Regions from separate parts of the Mus musculus genome. Here region 1 is linked to region 2. A link is a loop called in an ENCODE intact Hi-C map of the cell type or tissue named here. Cell type or tissue: left cerebral cortex. All regions are shown on one strand. Each heading gives the region's core, and the rest is flanking DNA. Links, peaks and the distances in the headings are about the cores only.

What was found. A loop is a pair of places that touch in the nucleus more often than their neighbours do. Peaks named below come from ENCODE experiments on the same cell type or tissue, not always from the same donor. Only the 100,000 strongest peaks of a DNase experiment are listed, where the experiment ranks them.
Region 1: it touches region 2 in a loop (6-fold over the local background); 6 of 42 quality-filtered maps call a loop at or near these places.

Annotation. Positions count from the first base shown.
Region 1 is chr12:36,087,660-36,095,999 of GRCm38, forward strand. It overlaps Bzw2 (basic leucine zipper and W2 domains 2), which reads right to left. Exons shown (of 12, transcript NM_025840.3): 11 at 5,308-5,430; 12 at 4,176-4,650. The coding sequence ends at 4,622. It also overlaps the pseudogene Gm5434. Among named protein-coding and RNA genes, the nearest start is that of Tspan13, 49 kb to the left of the region's middle. In left cerebral cortex, for the core only: no CTCF peak of the experiment used is centred there; DNase peaks (open chromatin) are centred at 2,306, 3,607, 4,520, 5,050 and 2 more places; H3K27ac peaks cover 1,733 bases.
Region 2 is chr12:36,038,136-36,046,475 of GRCm38, forward strand. It overlaps Tspan13 (tetraspanin 13), which reads right to left and starts at 4,343. Exons shown (of 6, transcript NM_025359.3): 1 at 4,116-4,343. The coding sequence starts at 4,178. In left cerebral cortex, for the core only: CTCF peaks have their summits at 3,717 and 4,365; DNase peaks (open chromatin) are centred at 1,685, 2,710, 3,112, 3,754 and 1 more place; H3K4me3 peaks cover 3,650 bases; H3K27ac peaks cover 3,745 bases.

The DNA of each region.
Region 1 (8,340 bases), core at 106-8,105, 49 kb after region 2:
CAGGCTAGTAAAGGTTTCTTAAATAGAAGTGCTGCGTGTTCTTATTTATCTTTTGTGGTAGGGGCTTTGTTCATGCCAAGAGTAGCCCACATCAAGTGAACTCAGGATTTTTTTTCTTTAACTTTTGCTTGAACTGTATGAAGTTATTTTCAGGATTAAAACCAAACAAACAAATGAAAAACAAAAAAGAATCTGGAGCTGATGAGATGGCTTAGCAATTAAGAGCACTGGTTGCTCTTACAGAGGATCCGGGTTCAATTCCTAGCATCCACGTGGCAGCTTAGAACAGCCTGTAACTCCTGTTCCAGAGGATCCGATGCCTTTACAAACATGAATGCAGGCAAAACACCAATGCACATTAAGTAAAGGATTAAATAAATTGTAAAAAAGAAAAAACAAACAAAGCAGCAATAGATGTGAGATGATACAGATGGGAGATGAAGTACCATCTTGGCCATTGCTCATCAACTCGAAGACCTCAGAAAACTGCCCGTTTTCTGTTTTTTTACTGCTTTTGAAAGGGAGAGTCAAATGTACTGCACTTTAGTGGCCCTCAAAGTTTTACTCATATTACCCTAACATGAAAGGAAAACTTTTTAAAATACTGACACAAAATTAAATGTGAAACATCTTATATGCAATGTATCAAAGTCAACATAAATTATTATGTGGTAAATTGAGTATAATATGTAATATTTTATCTTTGCTATATCCAAAATGTTTTTAAAATCCGTGTATTGGAGAAACAATTTTAATTTACTGTTTATGAAGCATGCCTGCTACGAATCCTAACTAGCAGTTAACACTTGTCAAATATGTTGACCAAATTTATTATTATTATTATTATTATTGCCCTTTCTTCTCATGTAGCCCAGGCTGGCCTCAAATTCACAATTCTTCTGCCTACAGCTTTTGAATGCTGAGAGTAGCATGTGCCACTATGTTGTTTTGAAATGAAAACATTTTCTATTAAAACAAACACATTAATACAGGCTCTATGATGCGATGATCATTTAAGTTCTCTTTTTCACGTAGGTGGGAAGGAAGCTAGGTAATAGACTTATGCAAACTGATGCTCTGGAAAAAAACACTTTCTTCCTGGCTATTTCCCCCCCCCCCCCCCCCAAAGGACAATCTAAAAATATCAGATTCTAGGGCAAGATGGCTCAGTGGGTACACCTGCCACCAAGCCTGTGGCCTAATTCAATCCCTGGGACCCACATTGGTGAAAGGAGAGGCCTGACTGCTGTTTTCCTCTGACCTCTATCTGAGCAGCACAGGCATGTATCCACAGGCACACACTAAGTAAATGTAGTTAAAAAAGAATATCACAGCAGCTGAGATGACTTATCAGTTAAAAGCATTGGTTCCTCTTGCAGCAGACTGACTGGGCTTCAACTACAAGCACCTACAAATGGCTCAAAGCTGTCTATGATTCCAGTTGCAGGACATCTAACACCTGTGCCCTCCATGGGTACTGCCTACATGTGATAACATGCAGGTGAAACTCCCATACACACACACAACTCTCCCCCTCCCTCTCGGAATATCACATTGAGAATAGTATCATCTCCAAGGCTGTTATTAATGGTGGTGACAAATCACCTGAGTAGGGAGCCCCATTTGAAGACTGGTCTTGATTGATATGAGAAGCCCTGTCCGGATTGTGGGTGGCACCTTCTGGTAGGAGCTCAGACTCGAAAAGGCTGCTGAGTGGATTTGTGCCAACCCCGCTGCCGATTCCTTTGTTGACAGAGCTGGCATTTCTCCAGGGAATTCTGGATCCACCTTGTAGACTAAATGACTACTTGCTGTCACCCCTCAGTGACAGACAGCTGCTCTGGAACGACTCCAGTTGTTGACGACCCAGCCTCACAGGTGAATACTGGCTTCTTGACATCTCAAGTGTGATTTGGCCCTGGCTACCATTTGGAAACCCACTTAATAAATTATGAGATCTATAGCATACATATATATTTTCATCCCCTTGGATCTAGGTTCTTCTAGGTGATGTGATTGAAGCATCAGTGAACAAACTGACTTTATTCAACAGTTATACAACTTTTCTTATCCTGGCGTCGGGGAGGATTAGCCACACATTCTCATTTCATTTGGTTTCAATTGTCTGTGGAATACATTAGCCGGCTCCAACCTTCCCATGGCCTCGACAGCAAGAGAACTCCTGGTTTTCAAGAGTAAAGACTGCAGACTTTCCCAAATGGTCAGAAGCATTTCAATGCTACCACTGAGAACAGGACTCTGGAGGGAGGGGGCGTAGAATGAAAATCACCTCAATATATACAAATAGAAATAGATCCTTTAGCATGTACACGTCTCTAAGCTCCCAGGAGCTTATGCAAGGAAAACAGAGGCAGAACAGAACTGTAAGTTTACTTCTTTAACAGCTGTTAGTAACTTCGAGGCGTTCCCGGCAGTAAACACACATATTGAGGTTATTTCTATTTTATCATGAAGATAAAAGAATGGAGTAAAGTTGTTTTTCCCTCAACTAAATTTGTTGAATGAAGTAGAGTCTTACACTTAACTCGAAGCTAGCCTGAAGCTCATTATGTAGCCCAAACCAGCCTCAATGTTGCTGCAATCCTCCCACCTGAGCCCTTGTAATACTGGGATTATAGGTTTGAGTGACCATGCTCAGCCACAGTAGTTTTTAATAGATAAGAAATGCAGACTTCCGGTTCCGCCGCCGAGAGCCAGTGCGGCTCTGAAGGGCTGCGCAACTCGGTGCCGCTGCTCGCCGGGCACGGTTTTGGGTGCCGGCTCACCTCTCCTGATTCGTGGTGCTCAGAAAGGTGGCAGTAATGCTAACGCTGGCAAGCAAGTTGAAGTGGGATGAAGATCTCAAAGGATCCCAGACATCAGTGTCCACATCTGACTCTACTCGGAGGTTTTCCATGAGAGATAAGTTGCTTGTTACAGAGGTTGCAGAACTTGAAGCTAATTTACCTTGGACCTGTAAAGTACATTTTCCTGATCCAAACAAGCTTCATTGCTTTCAGCTGACTGTAAGCCCAGATGAGGGTTACTACCAGGGTGGAAATTTTCAGTTTGAAATTGAAGTTCCTGATGCCTACAACATGGTGCCTCCCAAGGTGAAATGCTTGACTAAAATCTGGCACCCCAACATCACAGAAACGGGGGAAATATGTCTAAGTTTACTAAGAGAACATTCCGCTGATGGCACTGGCTGGGCTCCCACTCGAACATTAAAGGATGTCGTTTGGGGGTTAAACTCTTTATTTACCGATCTTTTGAATTTTTATGATCCACTGAATATTGAAGCTGCAGAACATCATTTGCAGGACAAGGAGGATTTTCGGGACAAAGTGGATGAATACATCAGACGCTATGCCAGATGATAAGAGGAGAGCTCGCAGGTCTGAGGACTTTGTCACAGTTGTCTCTGATGTGAAACAGCTCGAGGTAGCCCTCCTCCCCATCCTCATACTTCCCGTCAGCCCCTTGGGATTGTCCTAGTCCTGCGACCGTGCTGTCCTGAAGAAGATCCTCCTGACTGCCCACTGTAGGTGGCGAACATTATACAGCAAGAACGTGTGTCTGGGTCTCGAGAGAGGTGTCTGCTTCCCTTAACGTGTTTACTGAAACTCCTATCTAGGCTGTCTGGTGGAATCCCTCCGAAGTTGTAACGAACTCACCCCTGAGGAGATAGCGCTTGCTTCCTTTCCCCCAACAATCGGTGTCCTGCACAGGTGATGTAATGACTTGTTCCATGTGACTGGCGGATTGGCAATAAGAAACCCGCTATAAACAGTGATGGGATGCACACTCTCTTAGCTTCTTCCAGGAACGCTGACCGAACCTAAATGTGACACTTCCCAGAATGCAGTCACTTACTGTAGTAGATCTTACTGAAATGCGTATTTTATTTAATGTGAGTATATTTTGGGACAGATTTGAAATTTGTACCAAAAAAATGTAACCGTTTAATGTTTGGATAGGGAAAAAAATGATGACACCTTTATAAGAAGTAATGTTAAACAAACCAACCAACCTCTGGGGGCCCATGAGATGGCTTAGCAGGTAAAAGTACTGGAGAAGAGAATGGGAACCCTCTGACCGCCATGCCCAGGCCTGTTCTCCCAGACCCCACAACACACTATGCTAATAAATAAAACACGCTCTGACCATATACACAAGGATTTTTAAAAAGCCGTTTATTTTAAAAAAACTGGTTTGTCAAATCACATACACGAGCAGAAGAAACACAACTATTGAAGTGGCCCTGTAACATAGACACCAGTGGGGCGTTCACACAGTACCTGAAAATACAGCTAAAAAAAGGGGTGTACTGAGTTTTGAGCTTCAGGTTCCTACCTGACCCCCTTGTTGAATGGCTTTAGTTAGCGTACAGTGAGAGGTAGAGTCCCAAGTGTAGTAGCCGACGCCTCAGGGCTCCATTGAAACAAAACAGAAATGAAAAAAATGCCTTCCCCGGGGAGCGGGGGAGGCCTCGCCTATCATTTATTTCCTTGGTGCAAACAGAAGCCAAGTTTCCCTCCCCAAACGCTTCAGCATTCCCAACCGAAAAGTGTGGCGTTTTAATTTTTTTTTTCTTTTTTAGGCAGTGTGCTGGAGACATTTAGCTTTCTTCGCCTTCTGATTCAGATTCTAAGAGAAAAGAAAGACAAATGAGGCATTGTCAGATTATGGGTGGACTTCTAATGAGCAGCCCAATGCTATGGGATATGTTATGGGTAACAGCCCAATGCTATGGGATATGTTATGGGTAACAGCCCAATGCTATGGGATACTTTTATCATGTATTAGTTAGGCAAAACAGTTACACATGAGAACAGATCGAAAACCCTCCCTACCTTTTGCTTCCCAGTGAACTCCAGCTTTCTAACAATGCAGTAAGGCCTTGTACATCATTAAACAGTATATATGGCCTTTGATCAGCTGGGTCATCAAAGACCTGCCTTTCATTCTGTGCTTCGATCTCCAGCAAGACGCACCTGGCAAAGGTGCTGAAACCCCCTCCAACCCCAGCCTGTGTGGCCAAGTGGATGATCCGAGTTTGTTTTTAGTTTTCTTTTGAAAATGTTATTACCTTGCTTTCAGAAATGAACACTGAGATGTGGGCAGACTATGAAGCATATGAAGACACAGTGAGAATTTTAAGAACAGAGAGAGGGAGGGAGGGAGGAAGGGGGGGAGGGAGGGAGGAAGGGGGGAGGGAGGGAGGAAGGGGGGGATTGAGAGAAAACCTAGAATAAAGCAATAAGCATTTGACTAGTGACCATGAGGGCTGTTACATGAAGTTACCTTCTTCTGCATTTTGTAACCACTCCACAAATTTCTTCATCTGGTCAAGAAAGACGCTCTTGCCTTTGGCGGCGTGTGCTTCTTTATACCACTTCAGTATCGCCTCTTCGCTCAGAACGTCGGCTGCAGTCAGAAAGCAAGGTTGCCAAGTTACCATACGGAATGTCATGTTTAAAAAAAAAAAAACAAAACCAAAAAAACCCCCCAAAACTCTGGGTGTGGAGGCGGTTCTGGAGAGGTATCTGCATTTTCTGTAGAATCATGAGGCCAAGAATTCAGATCTTAGCATGGATCTGTGTCCAGAATAAGCCTGTCACCCCAGCTCCCAGGCTATGTGTGTGGGAGACTGGATTGCTGTGGCATGCTGAATCTAGCCGAGCCATTGAGAAACTCGAGCCTCTGGCTCAGGGTAAGATGAGGTAGACGACACCTCACTTCCTCTCTGGCCTCCATTAGAGCATCTTTCTTAGACACCCCTCCTCCCCCAAAGCTCATTTCTAAGCAGCTTAGACATGTATCCTTACAATCAGCTTAGTAAACGCTTTGGTGATGATGTCACCTCATCAGTTAAGATACAGTGCCAGCAACACAGGTCAGTACTAAGACAAGGAAATCTTTATTTGGGGGGGGGGGGGGGCAAATGAATCAACAATTCCAACAGTTTAGAAAACCATGACCTAATAAATTCTACTGAAACCAAATTATAGTGCTAGCTTAGCTATGGGTGCATCCATGTAATTTCCAGGAGTTAGTGGAGGCGGAAGAATCAGCGATTCAAAGTCATGCCAAGCGTTCACTGAATGCTAACGGTAGCCCACACAGGACCTGCTAGCCCACACAGGACCTGCTCTCATGAAACAGGGAAGGGACAACTAAATGGCTATAATTTCTTTTAAGGAGATTTTCTTTTTGTTGAGGAGAAATGGAGGGGGAATAGACAAGATGGAGGGAGGGAGCAGGGATGAGGCCAGCACATAGATAAAGACCTTCAGGGGTGGGATCGCTAGACAACCCAACCTTCTACTGCTTTTGTTAAAACGGAGTACACTGTAGCTGACTCAGACACACCAGAAGAGGGCATTGGATCCCATTACAGATGGTTGTGAGCCACCATCTGGTTGCTGGGAACTGACCTCAGGACCTCTAGAAGAGCAGTCAGTCCTCTTAACCATTGTGCCATCTCTCCAGCCCCCACCCTTCCACCCTTAGCCGTCACTAAATTATCACCATGCTATAGTGTGATAATCTACCTCAGGGCTTCTCACCCTCCCTAATGCTGCCACCCTATAACACAGTTCCTCCTGTTGTGGTGACCTCTAACCATAAAATCTATTTTCATTGCTAGTTCATAACTGTAGTTTTGCTACTGTTATGAATCGTAATGTAAATATCTGACATGCAGGATATCTGATATGCAACCTCTGCGAAAGGGTCGTTCAAATACTTTCTCTATATCACAGTTAGAGAAAGACACAGCAAAAAAAAGTGTTAGGTATCTATCATCTAAAATTGTAAATGGAACCCCATTAATTTATCATTAATTACTATGAATTGAGGATACTTAAGGAAAGGAGACTATGAAAATGACAGTCTACATACTCTGCTGGGGTCCTACAGGGCTGCCTTTTGGGATTTTGTCCCCTGGAAGAGTCCAATCCATCACATGTACTGATAAACGTAATATTGACACACCCTTCTAATGACATGTTTGCAATTATAATTTTGACTGATAGATATCACAGAAATTACGGAGTACAGACAGCATTCATTTAAAACATCAGTACCATTTTCATAACAAAAATATTTAGTTTTACTTTACTTTAAAACCAACAACTGCAAAAACTAGCTTTTAGAAAGGGCTCTTGGATTAAATTGAAGAAACAGGAAGGGAGACATTGGAGAGGTGGCCCAGTGGTTAAAAGCCTTGACTGATCTTCAGAGGACCCAGGTTCAATTCTCAGTACTCATGTGGCAGTTAACAATCATCTCTTATGTCAGTCCCTGAGGACAGGATGACCTCTTCTGGCTTCCACAGGAACCAGGCACCCACATGGTGCACAGGCATACAGACAGAACACCCGTTCATACAAAGTAAATAAATGCATGTGGCTGGTTTAGAAAGCAGACATTGTTCCACTTAAAACAATCATTTAATGTACTATACTTTGCAAATTAAAGCTGTTTAGAGTTATTAATTTATACACACAGGATACCTTGGTATATAAGAGTCATGACCCCCCCAGAAGTATTCTAATCCTCCAGCCTTTTTGTTGCTTCTGTCTTCAGTTTCTCATAACCTGGACTACCAGGCCCAGCCCATTATTCAAAGAGGGGAAAAGCCCTTGATTATGCCTTAGGAAGTAACTTGTTGCTATTCAACACAGCTTTGCAGCAACTTTTCAAGAACACTAATTAGGGTTTGAAGAACCTCACAATAGTCCATTGTCTTTAAGACACGACTAATTTAGATTTCCGTCTTCTCCAAATCCTTTTGATCATGAAACCCTCCAAGAATAGAAGAATTTTCAGCTTTTGTGCTCAGTCATATGCAGTGTGTAGCCCCTCCCTCTCTGTCCTGAACTACTAGTGTTATAAAAAAAATACATCATAAGACACAACACATATGGGAAATTGACAAATATATAAATGGAAACGGCACATGAATGAATGCAGATTATACAGAACGAGCCAGACAGCCGACTTTCCCTGCTGCTCAGGGATAGTGCTTGCAGGCCTTCTGGAGGCACAGCACCTGCTTCTGTTTTATCAGCCCAGAGAGGACAAAAGGAGCCATGCACGTACTACAGTGTGTCAGTGACAGGGATGGAAATGATACCCAAAGACTGACAAAACCGTATCAAATATATTGTCTGCTAAAATCACCTAACAGTACAATGGAGAGGTCTGAGAAGCTAAGAACCCCAATCATTAGTGAATATTTTTTTGAAAGACCAAATTTCTAGCACTAGGGAATTAATAACAAAAAGAACTAAAGCCACTAAGTACCTGAGACAGTTAGGCGCACTGGGTAGC
Region 2 (8,340 bases), core at 139-8,138:
TTATTTCATTTTGTATTATTTCCCATAAATAACAGCATAGTTTTCACTATATTTTTAACATTTATGAAAGTACTTTGACTTAAAACATTTCCAGAGGCTGGGGAGATGGTTTAGTAGTTGAAGGCTATGGCTACTCTTTCAGAGGATCCAGGTTCAACTCCCAGCATCTAACGCGGTGACTCACAACCGTCTGTAACTGCAGTTCCAAGGGACCCCATTCCTCTTCTAGCACTAAGTTCTTACAGTGCACAGACATATTTGTATATAAATCGTCATACACATAAATAAGCATATTAACGTAAAAATATAACATGTTATAAAGCATGGTGGCAGATTTCTGTCATCCTGGTGCTTAGGAAACTGAGTCAGTGATCTCAAATACAAGAAGCATTGGAGCGACTATTTCTGAGATTGCTTGTAAATGAAGCATCAGGGACTTTAGATACAGATGATTCTGAAATTTCAGTTTTCAATGAAAATCTGAATGGCTGGCAACATAGTTAAACATCTGAAACCTTCCCTAACTCTTCCTATGAAATCTGGAGACAGTTTTAAAACGCTACTAATTTGAATTTGAGATATATGATAATTCTGTCTCATAACTGAAAGTAAAACGTATCCTTTTACCCTTGAAATTTTGGAATTCTGTGTAATAAGAACTTATGTATTTGACCGCTAAATAATTGAAAGAAAAACAGAAGCCAAGGCAGGAAGATTCCAAATTTTTTTGTTTTTTGTTGTTGTTGTTTGGCTTTTTGAGACAGGGTTTCTCTGTATAGCCCTGGCTGTCCTGGAACTCACTCTGTAGACCAGGCTGGCCTCGAACTCAGAAATCCGCCTGCCTCTGCTCCCCCCCTCCCCCTGAGTGCTGGGATTAAAGGCGTGCGCCACCACGCCCAACTAGATTCCAATTTTTTGGGCAGCCTGGGCTACATAGTTGAGTTCAAGGTCAGGCTAGGCAAGACCCTGTCTAAAAATAAATAAATGAAGTAGTTAATTTCCCAAACTAATTTTAATTTATATTTGTGTCCTAAAGATATGAAAGAGACTTGGAAACTATCTCTTCAAACCTCCTCAATTCAAACATCCCTTCTTTATTCCTAACTCAGAAAGTTTTTTCTCAGTCCTAAATTTTATGGTGTCTAAGCCTTTACACATCATTTAATATTCCCAACTAGATCCTTCATACTGGGCCAAAAATAGCATATATATATATATATATATATATATATATACTCATTCCCCCATGGATTTCAGTAGCGTAGAAGATAAACAAAAGTTTACTGGTAAAATACAGTCCTCAAGACCATATGCAATAAATGAGAAGCGGCCTCATCAAACATACTCACTTTAGAGTCCAGTTTGGTTTGCTCTTGCATTTCCAGGTTGAGACTCATGTCATCACAAACCAACTAACACTGTTGACTGAAGAAACTCATCATCTTTAAATATAGGAAGCTCTGAAGCAAGTGGCTCTGTTCCTTATGACACACCAATTCTACTTCCCCTTTTCATCTGCGTGTACAGATTGTTTACACACAGTACATTAACCCACGGTTATGTCAGTACTGCGATTCCCTCAGTTAAAAGACGCATGGCAGAAAAGAAAAATCCACCATTAACCGCTCTACAGTCACTGGATTCCCAAGACAAATTCAGGGATGTTCCTCCCATCGTGTTTGAGGGACCTGCTTTCTACTTCTAGACTGGTCACACTGAGAACTGTCTGGCTCACTTGAGGGCACACAGCTTGGCTGAGAGTGCCCCCGAGTTCTCAGAAAATGCTTCAAAGCAACAGCGGTGAAGTCTGACACAGGCATGCATGGGCCTTCCCGCCAGCTACCCTGGTTCTAACACTTGCAGAAATGACCTCATCTTTATCACTGCAGCACTGAGCAGAACACAAGCACTTACCAGGGCCAGAGTAGAACCTACAGAGGATCTTTTTATTCCCGTCCTAAAAAAAAAATACCTCCTAATCGCCAAATTCAACCCTGGTAGAAATCACACTTTTTTTTTTTTCATCTTCAAATGTTGAGGGAGAGACAGGGAAGAAGACACAGGTGTTTATGTTTAGCTAGATGTTAAAAATCAAGTCTACCCTTTCCTTCTGTTCACCTCGCTGTCATAGTCACTTTGCCTATTTGCAATGCTTAGGAGGAAATGTTTAGACAATAACTTCTTTTCCCTTTGTCTAAAACAGTCTAGGACTTTGAATGGCTAGCCATATTTATATTCCCATGAATTTCCAATTAATTTTCACTGCATACCTGATAAAAAATCAATAACACACACTTTGGAAGTCAATAATTTAGGGCAGATATTAAATAATCTTAACATATGCCTTTAGGGTCAACTTTTCTTTCTCCTGGCTTTCACGACACGCTGTAAATACTGCTGGAAATAATATACCTTAAAAGCAGTATTACTTGATTTGAAAAAAGAAAAAAGGTTCTTTTTTTTTTAAATGTATATATTGCACATTGATGTCTACAGATAGCCGAAGAGGCACAGAAGCAGCCACTGTACCCTGCACTGTGTGTAAGCAGACACTGTAAGATGGAGAATCAGGTAAACAGATGACTGAATCACTGAGGGGGGGAGGGGGACTCAGGCACAAAATAGAATGTGACGTTCTAAGCAGACCATTCATGTTAATAAGAGAAATTGTTCAAGAACGGATAGGAATTTACAATATAGCAATGTGGTAAGCATGCCTCACACCGCACAGGTGAACTTAATATGAAACTTGACATGGATTTCCAGTGACAGGAGCTGTTTCGCCACCATGTATTCTAGAATTTTTCTGCCAAGTGTACCATTTGTGAGCATGTTGACTGGATTCCCAGGAACTAGCCAGAAAAATATATACACCATCGGTGCCTATGTCAAAGCTTTGCCATCATTTTCAGACACACACCAGAAAAAAAAAAAAAAGGTAAAATGACCCGTGACCTGGTGTCTCTGCTTGTCAACCACAAGCGGCCTCTCTTGTCCATAGATGTAACCTAAGCTGGCCCAGATGGCCTGGCTCTGCTAATGCAGGGAAACTGGGTTTGTTTTCAGGGTGGGTGCTGCAAGCACCAGATGTATTTATAGAAGAGAACAAGTCTCCGATGGAATGAGATGACCGAAAGGAAGTTTCTTCCACGCAGGAGAGGCAGCTTGTGGAAAGGTCTAGATTCCACAGCTTGGTTCCAGTCCAGACTCTCCAACTACCAGTTATGAAAACTTAGTAAAGCCTTTTTTGGTCTTTACCGTTATAAAATTTAGACAACTGCGCTTGCCACAGATAGATAACAAATTGACAAATGAAAAGGCTGGGGTGGTGAAGGTTTTCAATAAACATCACCTCAACTTCCTGCTGTCCAGCCACAATTATGCCTCAAAAAAAAAAAAAATCAAACTGAGTTTTCCATGTTAAAGCTGGAAGGCATATGCTGATACGTAGGGAGGAAAAAATAAATAAAAAAATAAAAACGACTTGGGTGGAGGACTATATACTGAAGGACTTCGCCAAAAATGGAGCTAGAATATTGATAAAGGGGAAGGAAGATGGCATGGGAAAAGCATCAGGCGAATACCTCACGGGCAGAAACATCAACAAAGAGACTTTATGTAAGCACGAAACAAACTTCGGAAGCCACGGATATCCTGTGAACCTGCTCTATGGCCTCCATTCAAAAGGCAGCTTTTAGAGCTGTGCCAGAAGCGCGCCATCCACAGGCCGCCTGGTCCATCCCAGGCCCCACTATCCCGCAAACCTGTCCCCTAAGCCCGGGCTGCTCTCCAGCCTCCGAACCTCCAGATGGGATGGCCAGCCGAAAGCGTGCGGCTAGAGGGATTGAGATGGAAACCTGGGGATGGATGAAAGAATGGGGAGAGTGGGAAGGAACGCGAAAGTGAAGGGCTGCAGAGAGCAGGGCGAGGGGCGAGCGCCACAATGAAGGACGGGCGGAGACTGCGACAAGCAGGCTCGGGGTCCCGGGCGGGGGCTGCAGGCGAAACTGGGGCGTGGGAAGCCCGCAAGGGGCGCGGGATGGGGCGCAGGCGAATACTCAGGCGGGGAGGAGGCCGACGGCCCCCGCAGGTGCCACCGGGCGCGGGCTACTCACGGTATACAGCAGGTTGAGCGCGCACAGGCAGTTCTTGGAGCACGAGAAGCCCCCGCACACCATCGTGGCGCGTGGGCTAGCGGGTGCCTGCGGGTCGAGGCGTCTTCCGCCGGGCTGGGCGAGTAGCTTCTGGATCCTGGCCTCCTGAGCCTGTGGCCCGGGCTAGGCTCGGGGCTCGGGTTCGGGGTTCAGGATCAGGGCTGCAGTGCCGCGCCCGCAGCGGCTCCCACCCGCTCTGCAACCTGCGGCCGCAGCGGATCCGCCGATCGCGCGCCCCGCCCCGCCGCCTCGTCTCGCCCTGCACTCTGATTGGCCACTGCTAGGGAACAAAGGTAGAGATATGCAAATCAATGCGCTCTGGGGTCCGGGAGAGGCGGGGCAGCTCAGCGGAGGAGAAGGAGGAGGAGGAGGAGGGGGCCCCGAGACTGTCTGGAGGGAGCCGGCCTCTGGCTCACGAGACTGTGGCCTCTGTATAATTTCCCCCCTCCCAGGTGAACAGCAGAGGGCGGGGCTCCACGCTGGCAGGAGAAATGACAGCACCTCTCTCCATTCTTGCCCTGTGGGTGACGTGGCACCATTTTGAATGAGATGATAAAACAAATCGAAGCACCTGGCCTCGTTTGAATGAAAGAAAGACGACAAGAATGAAAGATTTACAGAGAACAGGGAAGGGGGCAATGAAAGGAAAAACATCAGTGAAAGACTAAAAAGAGCAAATAAAAACTAATTTCTCTCGACATAGGTAAGAAAGGTAACCTGTAATTGTGACAGATTTCAGATCAAGAGGACTTAATCTACAGGGATTTTTGAAATACTAATAAACCTTATGAATACATATGTGCAAAATAAATCAGGAGTCTTTATTCTTGTAGTGGGATCCTGGGTTTTAGGGGCCTATTTTTGCATAAATACAAGCTAGGAAGCCTTTCGATAACAGATTCAATTAATTTATCATCACTTTTGTTTGCTGCATCTTCATCCTGATTCCTAACCTCTAACTAGATTATTAGAAGTATATCATGCACTATTTGACAGACCCCCTTGCATAGAATAAAGTGTCCTATCAGATGCACCAGTGCGCCTGATGGTTTTAAGGCACTCACTACTGGGTTCCAACTGTTAAGCGGCAGTAAAGGCTTGGTATTTTCTATTTGGTATTTTCTATCAAAAGAAATTCTACCAATAGGTTTTATAAAGAGATTTTTAAGGGCCTTAAGAGTTGGCTCAGCTGTTATGGCACTTATTGCTTTTACAGAGGACCCCAACACCCAAATGGCACTCACAACACCTGTCTCTCCAGTCCTGGGGATCCAGTGCCCTCCTCTGACCTTAGTGGGCATCAAGCATGCACATGGTACACACATGCAGGCAAAACACTCGTAAAATAGTAAAATAGATCTTTTAAAAAGCGATTTTCAAATTTACTGTACATTTTGAGCCTAAAACTTCTCACGGTTAGGTGAATGTATGTCAAAAAACAAAAACAAAACAAAACAAAAAAAAAACCCAAAAAAAACAAACATAAAAATCATTGACTTAAACAAGTTAATTAAATACCTTCTCTTCAAATACTCCAGCCTATTTGTACTTCCTTTAGAACTCACCATGCAAATAAACACTCATGGATTTTACGTCTCTTGCAATCCTTATCAATCTTGTATGTATTCCCAGAAACATTTTTAAAAATTAGTATGGGAAATAACTCTGCACTCCAAACTATACTGCTCTACTTTTCTTTTTAAAATCCAGAATTTTAATACTTACATGGTGGTGCACGTCTTAAATTTCAGTACTCTGGAGGCAGAGGCAAGCAGATCTCTGTGAGTTTCAGGTCAGTCAACACTGCATAGGGAGACTCTGTTTTAAACTATATAAATAAAACTAAACTAAGCAGTTTACAAAGAAGTGTCAACAAGAAAATCTGAGACTCCAACACCAATATCCTATCCAAATAAAGCGTAAGCAGTTTTCAGGGTGGAAGTAACTACTTCAGTCTCAAGCTTTTCTTTTCTACATACTTCGTGTATTTTAAACATTCTGAAAGATTTGGGTGGGCAAGAGAATTGTATTTGGAAGTCAAGCTTGATAGCATATAGCTATAATCTCAACCCTGGGAAAGCAGAGGCAGGAGAATTATGAGTTGAAGACTAGCCTAGATGGAATAACAGAATCTATCTAAGAAAGAAAGAAAGAAAGAAAGAAAGAAAGAAAGAAAGAAAGAAAGAGAAAGAAAGAGAAAGAAAGAAAGAAAGAAAGAAAGAAAGAAAGAAAGAAAGAGAAAGAAAGAAAGAAAGAAAGAGAAAGAAAGAAAGAAAGAAAGAAAGAAAGAAAGAAAGAAAGAAAGAAAGGAAGAAAGGAAGAAAGGAAGACAGGATCGGACTCCCAGAACTCACAATTCCAGGGGATCCCACCACTCTGGCTTCAGTGCACACCTGCACTCAAGTGCACATATATTCACATCACCAAAAATAGCATGAATCAAAAGAAAATCTTTTGAAGTATCAAAAGGAAAGACATCCAGTGCTGAGGAGGTAGAGACAGGCAGATAGCTTCCTGGGGCTCACTAGCTGCCCAGTCTGGCCTATGCAGCAAGCTCTTAGGCCACCATGACTGTGTTGTAAAGTAGGGGGGAAGTGCCTGACGAATCATAGATACCTCAGGTTGTCTCCTTGCCTCCTCATGCACGCACACCTGTGCTTGAACACCTGCATGCATGCATGCTTTATCACACAGTCATGAATGCATACTCACATGTCCATGTGCACAGGCAAAATAAAAGCATGGCTTCAATCATTGTCCACTGCTTTAAACTGGTGTCTATTACATGGGCTGAGTTGTTAACTGACATAGGAAGGCAGGCTTCATAAAAAGTGTTTTGGTATGAAATACATGATTCTTTCATGAAGAAATAAATGAACTGGATCTTTATGCTACCCTCGGTAGACTAGTAAGGAAGTGATGTGCTGATTGCCTCCTACCCAGTCGATGGAGGAGACTGTTCAATCCACTTCTACACCCCAACCCTGTTCTTTTGTCCCTTTCCTGCTCCCTTTCATTCCTCGCTATCTTCCCTTGCTCCACTCGCTCTTTGTTCTTTCTCTCTCTGTAGCATTTGTTGTTATTGTTATTTTTTTTCTGAGACAAAGATATCTACTTATATAGCCCAAGCTAACATCAAATTGCATCCTCCTGCCTCAGCTTCCAGGTGTTGCAAAATACAGACATGGGCCACAACCATCAGCTGCTTGGGATGTCATTCTGAGCCGCAGCAAAGACAAATTCTTGTGAGTCTTTCCAGATCTTCCAAGAGTTTGCCTGCCAAGGCTGGGTTAAAGGTGAAAGAGGTTAATCGGAGAGGAAAACCTCAGAGTGGGACTCAGGAAGAAATAGGAGTCTGGGAATGCTAGACCAGCAGCCAGCACGCAAGTGTACCTGTGCAAGGGTGGGGAGAGGAACAAAGAGGGAAGGGGCAGAAAGGTCACAACGAGAGAAAGAAAGTCTGAGTGTAACACAGTTCTAAGATCTGCCAAGGCAGCTATGAGTTGAATACAGTTTAGTGTCTCCCCAAGACGCCCTGGACTGAAAATTATTTCCCATTGTGAGTTACTTAAGAAGATGGGAACATAATCTGACTTCACCTTTGGGAGGTGATTCAGGTTAGATAATATCGATGGGATTTTAAAAAACCCCATTATTGTACCTTGATAGCATTATAAAAAGAGTAAAAAACTTTGGTTACAGGGAATAAAAAAACTCAAGATCAACTGACCAGAGAACTTCCTCTCCTCTAGAGAGCTTTGATAGAGTCAGAAAGTGCTACACAGATTGCTGGGGGGAAAAAAAGCCACAAACCATCTTATCCAGCTGTGATCCCTGTGAGCTATGTAACCAACCTGCCAGACAAGGTGGACAGTGTACCCACTGATAGAATAGTGACAAGACTGTTGTGGAAGAAAACAACTGTTTTCTGTTGGGTTGTGGCCCTGCTTTCTATAGGAGAGAATATAGGACTAGTGTTATTTATCTGATCACAAGTAAGGCTGTGGAGCTCCTGGGCCCGAGAAGGGGGAGAGGCACTGCAACTGTCGTTTCCTTAAGTGGGCATGATGTCACATTGACCTCTCAGTGTGTACGTTTCCGATAGACTCTGCTGCTTTTCCCTTGGTCAGAGAAGCTGCTGTTTACAGTGTGTGACAGTTACTGCAAAGTCTGCTAACTGGGGAAA